Linked DNA regions of Mus musculus: region 2 is linked to region 1. The links are chromatin contacts, found by POLR2A ChIA-PET in ENCODE. All regions are on one chromosome and are shown on one strand. The core of a region is the stretch at or near the end of the contact, and the rest is flanking DNA. Distances in the headings are between cores, read along the strand shown. Region 1 has its middle 39 kb from the start of Psme4. Region 2 holds the start of Psme4 (proteasome (prosome, macropain) activator subunit 4).

Region 1 (4,920 bases), core at 803-3,302:
AGGGCTAAGAAGTGGGAGTGGGTGGGTAGGGGAGTGTGTGGGGGGAGGGTATGGGGGAGTTTTGGGATAGTACTGGAAATGTAAATGAAGAAAATACCTAATTAAAAAAAAAAGAGACTAGTAGTTTGGCAATGGTGGCGCATGCCTTTAATCCCAGCACTTGGGAATCAGAGGCAGGCAGATCTTTGAGTTCGAGGCCAGCCTGATCTACAGAGTGAGTTCCAGGACAGCCCCAGGCTACACAGAGAAACCCGTCTTGAAAACAAACAAACAAACAAACAAACAAATGAACGAACAAAAAATAACAAAAAAAGAAGAGACTAGTATCATTGAGTTGAAATTTCTCCAGAAGTATTTTCTGAGAGCACAAAAAAGCTGTGTTCCAGATATAACCAAGGTTGTACCTCCCGCTGCAGCTGTAGTTGGCAATGTGTAAGAGTCATCCATGTGGTACTGGTTTTGAAGGTATGAAGGAGTCATGAAGAGTGGCTGAGGCTTGGCAAAGTGAGAGGTCATGGAAGACCATTTGTGAAGGTGCAGCCTCAGTTGCAGTTGACAGCCCAGAACTGCAGGAGTCATGCAAAGGATTTGAGGCTTGGCACCATGAAGAGAGCCTATGAGAGGCTATTAGTGAAGCCTAGTTACAGTGGAAGACAATGTATTGCAGATGCCAGTATCGTGGGATGACTATCAAGAACAGCAGCAGCAGTGGAGTGGATCAACCTGAGCTTAGAGTACTATAAAGAGCAGAGCTGGAGAAGTGACACCAGCCCTTTGGAGAAACCCAGAAGATCATGTGTGGATCCCAGACATTGAAACAAGAAGCTGTAACATTGAAGTTGCTATGGAGACCCTAAGATGTTCAAGATGCCAGAGCTGTGGGCTATCTGCTGAGGAAAGCTGCTAACAGGGTGTGGAACCAGCCCAGAGGAAAAAAGTTTGTTGCAGTCAACAAAGATAAAAAAGGAGTTGGAGCTGTGAAGATTGCTTTGACATTAGCCATGGAGATGCAGAGTTTGGAGTTTGCCTAGCTGGTTTCCTGTCTTGCTTTGGGGATTACAGTTAAGTGATTGGATGAATCTCAGAAAAGATTTTGAACTTTGGACTTTTAACATTGTTGAAACCGCTATAGATTATGGGGACTTTGGAAGTTGGGCTAAATATATTTTGCATTATGCTATGTTTAGGTATGACCCCCATAGACTCATGTGTTTGAATAAGTTTATGGGGGCCAGGGATTGAAATTTGATGATTTGTATATGTTTGGCCCAGGGAGTGGCACTATTAAAAGGTGTGGCCGTGTTAGAGTAGGTGTGTCACTGTGGCTGTGGGCTTTAAGACACTCATCCTAGCTTCCTGGATTCTGCTAGCAACCTTCAGATGAAGGTGTAGAACTCTAAGCTCCTTCTGTACTATGTCTGCCTGGATGCTGCCATGTTCCTTCCATAATGATAATGGACTGAGCCTCTGAACCTGTAAGCCAGCCCCAATTAAATGTTGTTCTTATAAGACTTGTCTTGGTCATAGTGTCTGTTTACATCATTAAAACCCTAACTAAGCCAACTAGTACCATTGTTGAAACAAACATCCGCCTGTGCCTGGATGACCTTCCTTTAAAACAGATCCCAAATAAAATGTCTGCATGATTCCAAAACCAGTTTCATAAATAAATTGGGAACTATTTAAAATCAGAGTTCAAAAGTTGTTTGAGAGTCTTATAATTTTACAACTGGGAGGTTACTGGAGTTAAACGCATAATCCTAAATTTAACCATTCGAGAATCTCTTAATAAACACTGAGAACAGACTGTTCCATGAAGACAGCCACATTGGAAATGCTCAGACAATATAAATACCCAGCCTCATGCCAGTGAGTAATGTAAAATATAAAAACTTGACCTCTCCAGAAATTCCTATCCCTTTACCCTAAAGTATTTCTGAACTTTCTTCTGGTCACATTTTCCTATTTTGAATGTGTTCAGTTGCAAGAATAACACATCTCATATGTGCTGTTCTTCTCCACTCACCAGCTCTGAACATCTTGTCACATTTCCTCCTTCCCACATCTTTCCCTTCCTCCCTCTGTCACTTTCTTTCCTTGGCTCACACAAGGACATCATTACATCTGCCCTAACAGTGTTTAGGACATAGTATCTCAAAAGGTGGTCCTTAATATTTTAAATTGAAGGAATTTGAGATAATGGCAGGTTCAGGTTCAGGTTCAGGCTCTGGACTTATTCAGAAGCTAGCTATAAAATCCTTATGAGAGAGCTGTTCATGTTATACCCACAGGAGAGGAGTGTGCTTGATTCTGGAGACGGAAGAAGTCATCCAATAGAATTCACAATGAATAGTCCTGCAAAGAACCCTTCTCACCTCTCTTTCTACTCTTAGTTTATATGATGTTTGTTTTGTCAGACTTTCCCAAAGCTTTTTTTTTTTGCCAAGAATCAGCCTCAGTTAGGTCCCTGTTGGTGAATACAAACCACTCCAAGTCAAATTGTGGTTCCAAGCTGGCAGTCTATGACAGCTCACTATAGGTAGCTCTGCTGTAGTCTGCTGGAGACAGCTTTTCAGTCTCCCCCTCCCCTCTCCCCTCCCCCTCTCTGCATTCTGCTCACTCCAAATAGCTTTTTCTTGCTATTCTAAAAACCTCTCTGGTTGAGATAGCTAGCTTTTTGCTGGAAATAGCTCTCTCTGGTTGAGACAGCTCAACATTGTAGCTAAATGAGCAGAGCTACAAAAAGGAGGTGAAGGACCATGAACATCATAAAGGCAAAGGGCAAGACTGAATCCAAATGGATGGATAGGTAGACAAGTGGATAGCATTCCTGAACAAACAAATAAATTCCTGAGCAGACAGATGGCAATCAAGTAGCCCCTACCAATAGTAAAGACTGAGTTGAGCTAAGCCTTTTGGATAGCTGGGAGTTGCCTGTTGAATATCCACACTGTGGTCAGGTAACAGGTTGGTAGCAGCCATAGTCATTTAAGTACTAAGTATGCTCATTTGTGTGGGTCCAGATGAAAGTGCTAGGGCCTTCCGTAATCTTGTATGTTTGGTAAGTTCTTGGGCTGTGGTTTGCTTTGGTTGTTGTTGTTATGGTTTTAATATGCCCAGATTGTCACATGGTCTAAATTTACTTGGATAAATTTAGAGGGTGATACCTTTCCTGCTTATAGGAATAAATTATTTATCAACATGAGACTTATGGGTGGCACTGGACACATAGAGCTTTGTGCCTACTGAAATGAAGAGTCAGTCTGTTTCTGTGTTTGAGTTAAAAATGGAGTTCAAGCTGGATGTAAAATGGAATCCCTTAAGACAGATCATAGCTTGTTTATACACCATTTTACATAAAATGGAATGACTCAGAATCGTACATATAGCCTGATCTCAAGACAACCCTTCTGCATTCGCCTTCCAAAACCTGGGATTGCACCTAGTGCTTTGACAAAAGATACAGCCTTCATTCAGATTTTTGTTTTCCTTGAAATGGCCTTATCAGCTGTGAAGGGACAGGACACAGCTTTATGTTTTCACTCTCACTAGTATGAAGTGTTTGATTAATTTTTCAGAAACCTTGACTAGTGAAAGAGTCCACGATTTGTCCATTTGTCTAAGAATTTCATAAGTTCATTGTTTTTAATAGCTGAGTAGTATTCCATTATATAAACATACCACATTTTCTATATCCATTCCTCTGTTGAAAGACATCTGGGTTCTTTCCAGCTTCTGACTATTATAAATAAGGCTGCTATGAACATAATGGAGTATGTGTCCTTATTATAAGTTGGAGCATCTTCTGGGTATATGCCCAGGAGTGGTATTGCTGGATCTTCTGCTAGTACTATGTCCAATTTTCTAAGGAACTGCCAAGCTGATTTCCAGAGTGGTTATACCAGCTTACAATCCCACCAGCAGTGGAGGAGTGTTCCTGGAAGGAAAACTAGGAAAGGGGATAACAGAAAAACCATGAATCTATTAAATGCTGCATACCTGCTTTGGCTACTAGTATTAAGTGCACAATAGTCACATAATTGGTTCATTAAAAAAAAGTCACTAGCCAGACAGCATACACTAGCTGGTCCAAGGCCCCTGAGACATATACAGTAGAGGACTGGCTAGTCTAGCCTCAGTGGGAGAAGATGCCTCTAATCCTGGAGTGACTTGAGGCCCCAGGAAAGGTAGAGATCTGGTGTGTAAGGGGGAGCACCCTCTCAGAGAAATGGAGAGGAGGAATCGGATAAGGAACATTGGGAGGAGGCCTGGGAGGGGGCAAAGGATGGAATGTAAATTAATAAAATGATAATAATAATAATAGAGTCCACGATTCAAAGAATAATACCCTGGACTCAAAGAGTATGCAAAAGCAAAGAGTATTTTATTCTGTAGAAGTCCAACATGCAGGAATCTACCATTTACCTAGATGGAGATGCCCAGGTGAGCTCACAGGACCAATTTCAAGCACATTAGAGGAATTCTGGGAGTAGGAAAGTGACCTTTATCTTAATTGGGCTTGATTCCTAGGAATTTGGGGTTGGCTAGGGCCCTCTGGACATTCCAGAAACATTGCTAGGGATTGGGGGGTTGAAAATTGTTGAAGACTCATTGCCCTTGCCTCAGGCCAAGTGGCAAGGCAGCATCTAATGGTAGAGAAGTTTCTCATTGGCTGCTCCAGACCTGGGGTTCTTCCAGTACTTGTCCAGTTCTGGGAAACAGAGATCTAAGTCTAGTTTCCTGAACTGCCAGTTTGAAGCCTGTCATGGAGTCAGCCTGTCTCAGTCCTCTCACTAGGGCTAAACTAGGATCCATAACTTTGACAGAGGGGAGATTTTTCAGAACTAAAAATATGAAACAGAGTTAAAAATAGAAGGAACAGCACTCAAGCAAAGAGTAAAAGAAGATAAGAGCATGGGC
Region 2 (5,414 bases), core at 2,364-4,863, 38 kb before region 1:
AGATTAATGCTACTTCTACTATATTGTTTAACCTATTTGTCTCGGTGTTTTCATTTTTAAAACAGAAGTAATTCCATGCTATACTTATTGCCCCTGAACTGAGTCTAATTTCTAAAAGGATAAAAGATGCTGTATGAAAAATCATTAATAAACCCTTTTTAGACTGGTGAGTTATTTTCTACCCAGCCTGATAACCTGACTTCAAGCCCTAAAATCCATATGGTAAATCTTTATTTATCTAACTTATTCGAGCATGTAATGGCACAAGTGCACATGTAGCAAGACATATATCAGCCTTTTAAAAGTGTTCTGCCATAAGGTTTGATTATAGTAAACCTTAGACAAAGTAATGGAGATAGAGGGGGAACTCAGAAGTAAAATCAATCACAAATTTTCCAACTCACTATGGCTTGATAATTGCTGGTAAGTGGTGTTCATTATGTTATTGTCCTCTTCTATATGTTCGATATTTTCCATAATAAAAATATTCAGAGTCAACAAGATGGATCCTCAGGCAAAAGCAATTTGGCAACAACCCTAAAGACCTGGCTTTGATCCCAGGAAGCCAAGCAGGAGAGAACTGTTCCTTAGAGTTGTCCTCTGACTACCCCTACACATAAATAATAATAATAATAATAATAATAATAACAATAACAAGAATAATAATAGAGTAAAAAATATTGAAAATGTGTAAGGCAAAAAGTTTTGCATTTAAAAAAATGAGAACCAAAAATGAGGTTCTGGCACAAAGAACCAATTAGCAAGTCAAAGGTAAACTTGCTATTTCTGAATGATTAACTGCTGGCTAGCATTTGGGAGGTTAAGGCAGGGGTCGGGAGTTAAGACCAGCAAGTTTGGAACAGTTCTAGGGCTACTAGAGATCCTGTCTCAAAAGCCAGCCAGCCATGGTGTCTCATGCTGGTAATTCCATCATCGGGAAGAGCAAATGGGTAGGGCCATCCTACGGATAGTTCCAGGCCAGCCAAGCCTACCTAAAACCTTACTGGGAGGGAGAGGGTATCATAACTCCTTTTTAAATATTTAATAAGTAGCAAAATGATATAACATCAGAGCAAAAATAGTTCCCAGGAAACACTCTCATTTCATTTACAAGCAAGCAAAAGGACATGATTAAATAAGTTTCTCATATCTTCAGAATTGGTGAGGAAAAAATGAAATCTACTCCATTTCTTCTAGAACATGGCAAACATGATTACTTCAGGATTATATAGATGTTAAGCACAACACTAGGCTTTTAAACTGGGGAGGGTGAGCACAACTATACACAAACATGTCACCCTAATTCGTCTTCGAGAAGAAAACACACACCCAAGACCACAGTGTGCCCTATCAAATTCAAAGTGTCACATGGCAACGCAATTCCAAGAATTAGTTTCCAGTATTTAACCACTATTCCAAAATTAAAGTCTACATGACAGCACTTGTTGCAGGTTATTTACAGAAAACAGGAGCCACCACCATTAAGCCATCTAAACAGCAATACTGCTCTACACATCAAGCATGGTAACTCCATTATTATTTCTTGGTAATACTTGTACTTTAGGCAAAACAGCAACAAAGCCTAGTGCTAATTTACCAAACTCATTAACCAGATATTGGAAAATAAACATTTAACTGTGCTTATAAATCCAAGCTGGATGTCTTCACAAATTGGCATATACATACACATATTATACACCAAAGAAAAGTTGCATATATTCCCTGAAAACAATATTCCTTGGCAAGTCTATCAAAGTGACTAACAAACTTCATTTTTACTGTGTTCAAGTTACACAAACACCTAAGGAGAACACACAAAGTAACTCAATTTTAATCCTTTAAAAAGAGGGTTTTCTTTGATTACATTGATCTCCACATTTATGGATCCTTAATACCATAAACTTCTTTATAATCCACTCAACAGAGCTGTTAATCGTGACCACTTTATGGTCACTCTAAGAAAGACAAATTAAGTGCTTTAGTTTTGCATCTTTTAAGTAAAAGAGCTCTTTTCACTCGGTTGAAGAGTACAAAAAACTTGTCAGAAGCCCCCCAATAATTAGCACATAAAAATTATCCCGAAGAGAGATACAGCCCACTATTGTATTATAAAACCCTGAGTCATCACCCAGCTCACTCAGCAGATTCTGGGGAACACAAATGACATGCCCTGTGCAATCACTTATCGGTAACCATATGCATAAACATAGTCTTACCAAATTATATGTAGCGTACCAAACAAAACAGCAAAAATCTTATATAATAAGTTCTGCCAAAGTAAAGGCGCGCATAGAGCAAATGACCTCTCCAAACTTTTTGCTCCATCATTACTTTTCCCCCGTTCTAATTCTAATGACGCTATAATTTGCGGCTAGTGCGTACGGAAAACAAAAGAACTAACCAACTCAAAACCACACAGTCTGGCCAACAAAGCCCGGGATCAACCTAACAGCGCTCTTCACTATTTGCCTTAGAATAAGCGAAGTCGTGACCGAGGAAATGTCACAACAGGAACATACACTTTTCCTAGAATTCTAAGACAACATTCTCAACGTCTACTCAATCCGAGAATGCGCTGACTGTCCATTTGAAACGAATCGTTTCAATTAAATCCAGGAAGCCAGAACAGCAACCCAGACCCCCAAGAAACATAGTAACACAGAAAAACACACCACACACACACACACACACACACAACCTCTTACTGTCCCTACTTCCTACGGTAAGAAGTGTAAAGTGGATCGACGAGGAAGGAAAAACAAAACAAAACAACAACAAAAACAAAAAACAAACAACAAACCCAAAAAAACCACAGAAGCAAGGACAGGAGTCGCTTCCCCAAAGACCGAAGCTCTCTATCCCGCAGCTCCAAGCGCAGAACCCCAGGGAGAACCAATGGGAGCCGCTCGTCCCTATGCCCGGGTACGCCTGTGGCTCCCCAGAGCCTGGCACGTCAAGAGAAAGGACCAGAACGCTGATCGTGAGAGGCGACCGACAGGACCCAGAAGTCCCACGGAAAGCAACGAGGAGACTGGGTCTCCCCGGACTCGGCCGCGCCCCTGGAATCCTGCACCAGGTCAGCGCCGTCTGGACAGAACAGAGTTGAGCAGCACCAGCAGCGCAGACAAAGAGCCCGGCCCGCCGACGGCTTCAGCCCACTTACGTGGAGAGTTTCCGCGTCCAGAAGAGGCCCCCGGGCCACAGCTCTTGGAGCTGCACGGCCCGGCCCAGGTTGCTCTTGATCTGTGCCAGCTGCAAGTCGGACTCGGCGTCCAGCCGCTCGGCATAGGGCAGAAGCTTGTTGTACACGATCTCCTTCTGCGGGACGAAGGCCCGCGGGCCCAGTACCGGCCGCCCGCCAGGCTCGGGGGGCTCCCCGCCGCCCGCCCGCTCCGGAGCCTCCATTAGCCCGGGGCCGCCCCCGGCCCGACCCCCGGCCCCGGCCCCCGCCCCGCTGCGGGCTCAGCCTCGTCCGCGTCGCCTCGCCCTCGGCCCGACCGCTGGGCCCCCCTCCCGCCCCGGCTGCCCGGCGCGCTGCTGGACCCCGCGCGGCACCCGGTTCGTTGGCGGTGGCAGCGGCTGCTCGGCCCGGACCCCTCCGGCTCTTCTGGTGACGCTGCAGCCGCAGCGCCGGGAGGTTCCGGACCGGCCTCAAGTCACTTCCGGGGCGGGGCCACGGAGGCGGGGAGGAGGTAACCTGGCTGCTTTCTTGCAGTCAGCCGAGTTTGGTGTCAGCGACTGGGGTTGCCACGCGAGGCTGCCGGCGAGAAACAAGAGACCCTACTCTGCTCCAGCAGGATCCAGAGACACGGAATCCGACTACCTCTCCACGCTCAGTATCCTCTCTTCTGGGCCAGTTTACGGAAGAGCAGCTTGTATCCCAGCCGGGGGCGGGAGTGTGGACAGCGAAGCAGTATGAGCACAAAGAGTTCTAGGCCAACCTCTGCTTCCTACTGGCAACAGGAGACACTATCTTTAAAAAAACGTGTATGGAAGAATCTGTATACACAATAGTACCCTGTGTTCCTCTGTCCTTTTACCCCCCACCTTTCTGATATTTCCCCGTCCACCCTCCAAAAAAGTTACTCAACAAATATACTTTGTGTGTCATCTTCTCATTTAAGGTCCCTATAGAAAGTTTAAGAACGCCTAGTTCTGCCCTTAAGGACGTAGAGGCCTTTCCTGGCAACAAACTAATAAATTACAAGATAATGCATTGGTAAATACTGGATAAGTACCGAGATACCTGGGAATTCTAAATGAAGGCATATCACCTTCATAGAAGTTATTTTTAAATTAATCTGTAAGGTTGATGGCAATGTTATTTCGATAAAGAAAGGAGGAAGAAATAATTATCAGCTGACAGAAAAGACTGAGGCTGCAAGCTTGCTTTCTGATAACTCAAGATTCAGGCTGGTTAAAGATTGCTTGCCAGAAGGGAGTGAATACATGTATTGAGACTAAGAAGTAAATGCTGGAGAATTGAGATTGATCTTAAAAATAACAAGAAATTTCTAAGAGAGGACATTGTAACATGCGCCTGTCATCCCAGCATTTGGAAACTCAAGAGCAGGAGGGTTGTAGCTTAAAGCCAACCTGAGCTAAACAAAAAAACGAAACAAAACAAACTAACTAACTAACTGAAAAAACAGACAAGGATTACCAGCTGGTCTATGAGTTCTACTAGTGGTTGGCCTCTTTCCTAAGCTGAGTTCCATCCCTAGATCTTCAAGAAAATATTTTACAAAAAAAGTCACCATCTCAAAAGAGAATGTCTAAAAAACAATAAGCCTAAGGGCAGCATAATAAAATTTACTTTTGTTTCTTTTAGTTTTTGTTTTTGGTTTTGTTTTTTTGTTTGTGGTTTTTTGTTTTGTTTTAGTTTTTTTGTTTTTGTTTTTGTTTTGAGACTGGATTTTACTCTGTAGCCATGGCTATTATGAAACTGCTATGTGTTAAGACCTGTGTCTAGCCACCCATTTTGTGCTGTTACTAATATTATAAGGAAACTTTCTCATGCCCGAGTTGATGGGGCATTCTGTGTTTTGGTGTTCTTGGAAACCAACCACAATATAAGTCAGTTAGAACTGCTTTGTATAGTTAGCAGCAATAACCTTGGACTGGAACCAACCACCAGACAGCACTTCTTGCACCTGTGTATGACCTTTTATGGTTTTTGCTTTTATAAGCTGCCCCTGGAATAGACCCCAACATAAAAGAGAGGCCTACACCAATAAAAGAAGCTATTTGGAATAAGACTTCCATTTTGAGTAGAGATTGAGTAAAGTTTAACTTCCCAAGACGGCCCAGGGAACTGACATCCTACTTGGCAGAAAGAGACATGTACATGGGTAACTAGCATCCTGGTTGGCAAGTTAAGACGTGAGTGTTGAAGTTAAGCAAGGCAAGTCCTC

Evidence for each region. ChIA-PET counts read pairs that join two places held with the same protein, here RNA polymerase II (POLR2A).
Region 2: POLR2A ChIA-PET joins it to region 1 with 10 read pairs in embryonic stem cell. The contact joins the promoter of Psme4 here to the enhancer-like site in region 1. POLR2A ChIA-PET finds 5 or more read pairs at or near these places in 4 of 5 experiments (Patski and embryonic stem cell).

The regions. Positions count from the first base shown.
Region 1 is chr11:30,730,726-30,735,645 of GRCm38, reverse strand. No RefSeq gene overlaps it. Among named protein-coding and RNA genes, the nearest start is that of Psme4, 39 kb to the left of the region's middle. Within about 2 kb of position 2,052, at least 1 of the 3 ENCODE cell types and tissues checked has a DNase peak (open chromatin) inside an H3K27ac peak, as active enhancers do.
Region 2 is chr11:30,769,974-30,775,387 of GRCm38, reverse strand. Psme4 (proteasome (prosome, macropain) activator subunit 4) reads right to left here and starts at 3,613. Exons shown (of 47, transcript NM_134013.3): 1 at 3,164-3,613. The coding sequence starts at 3,405.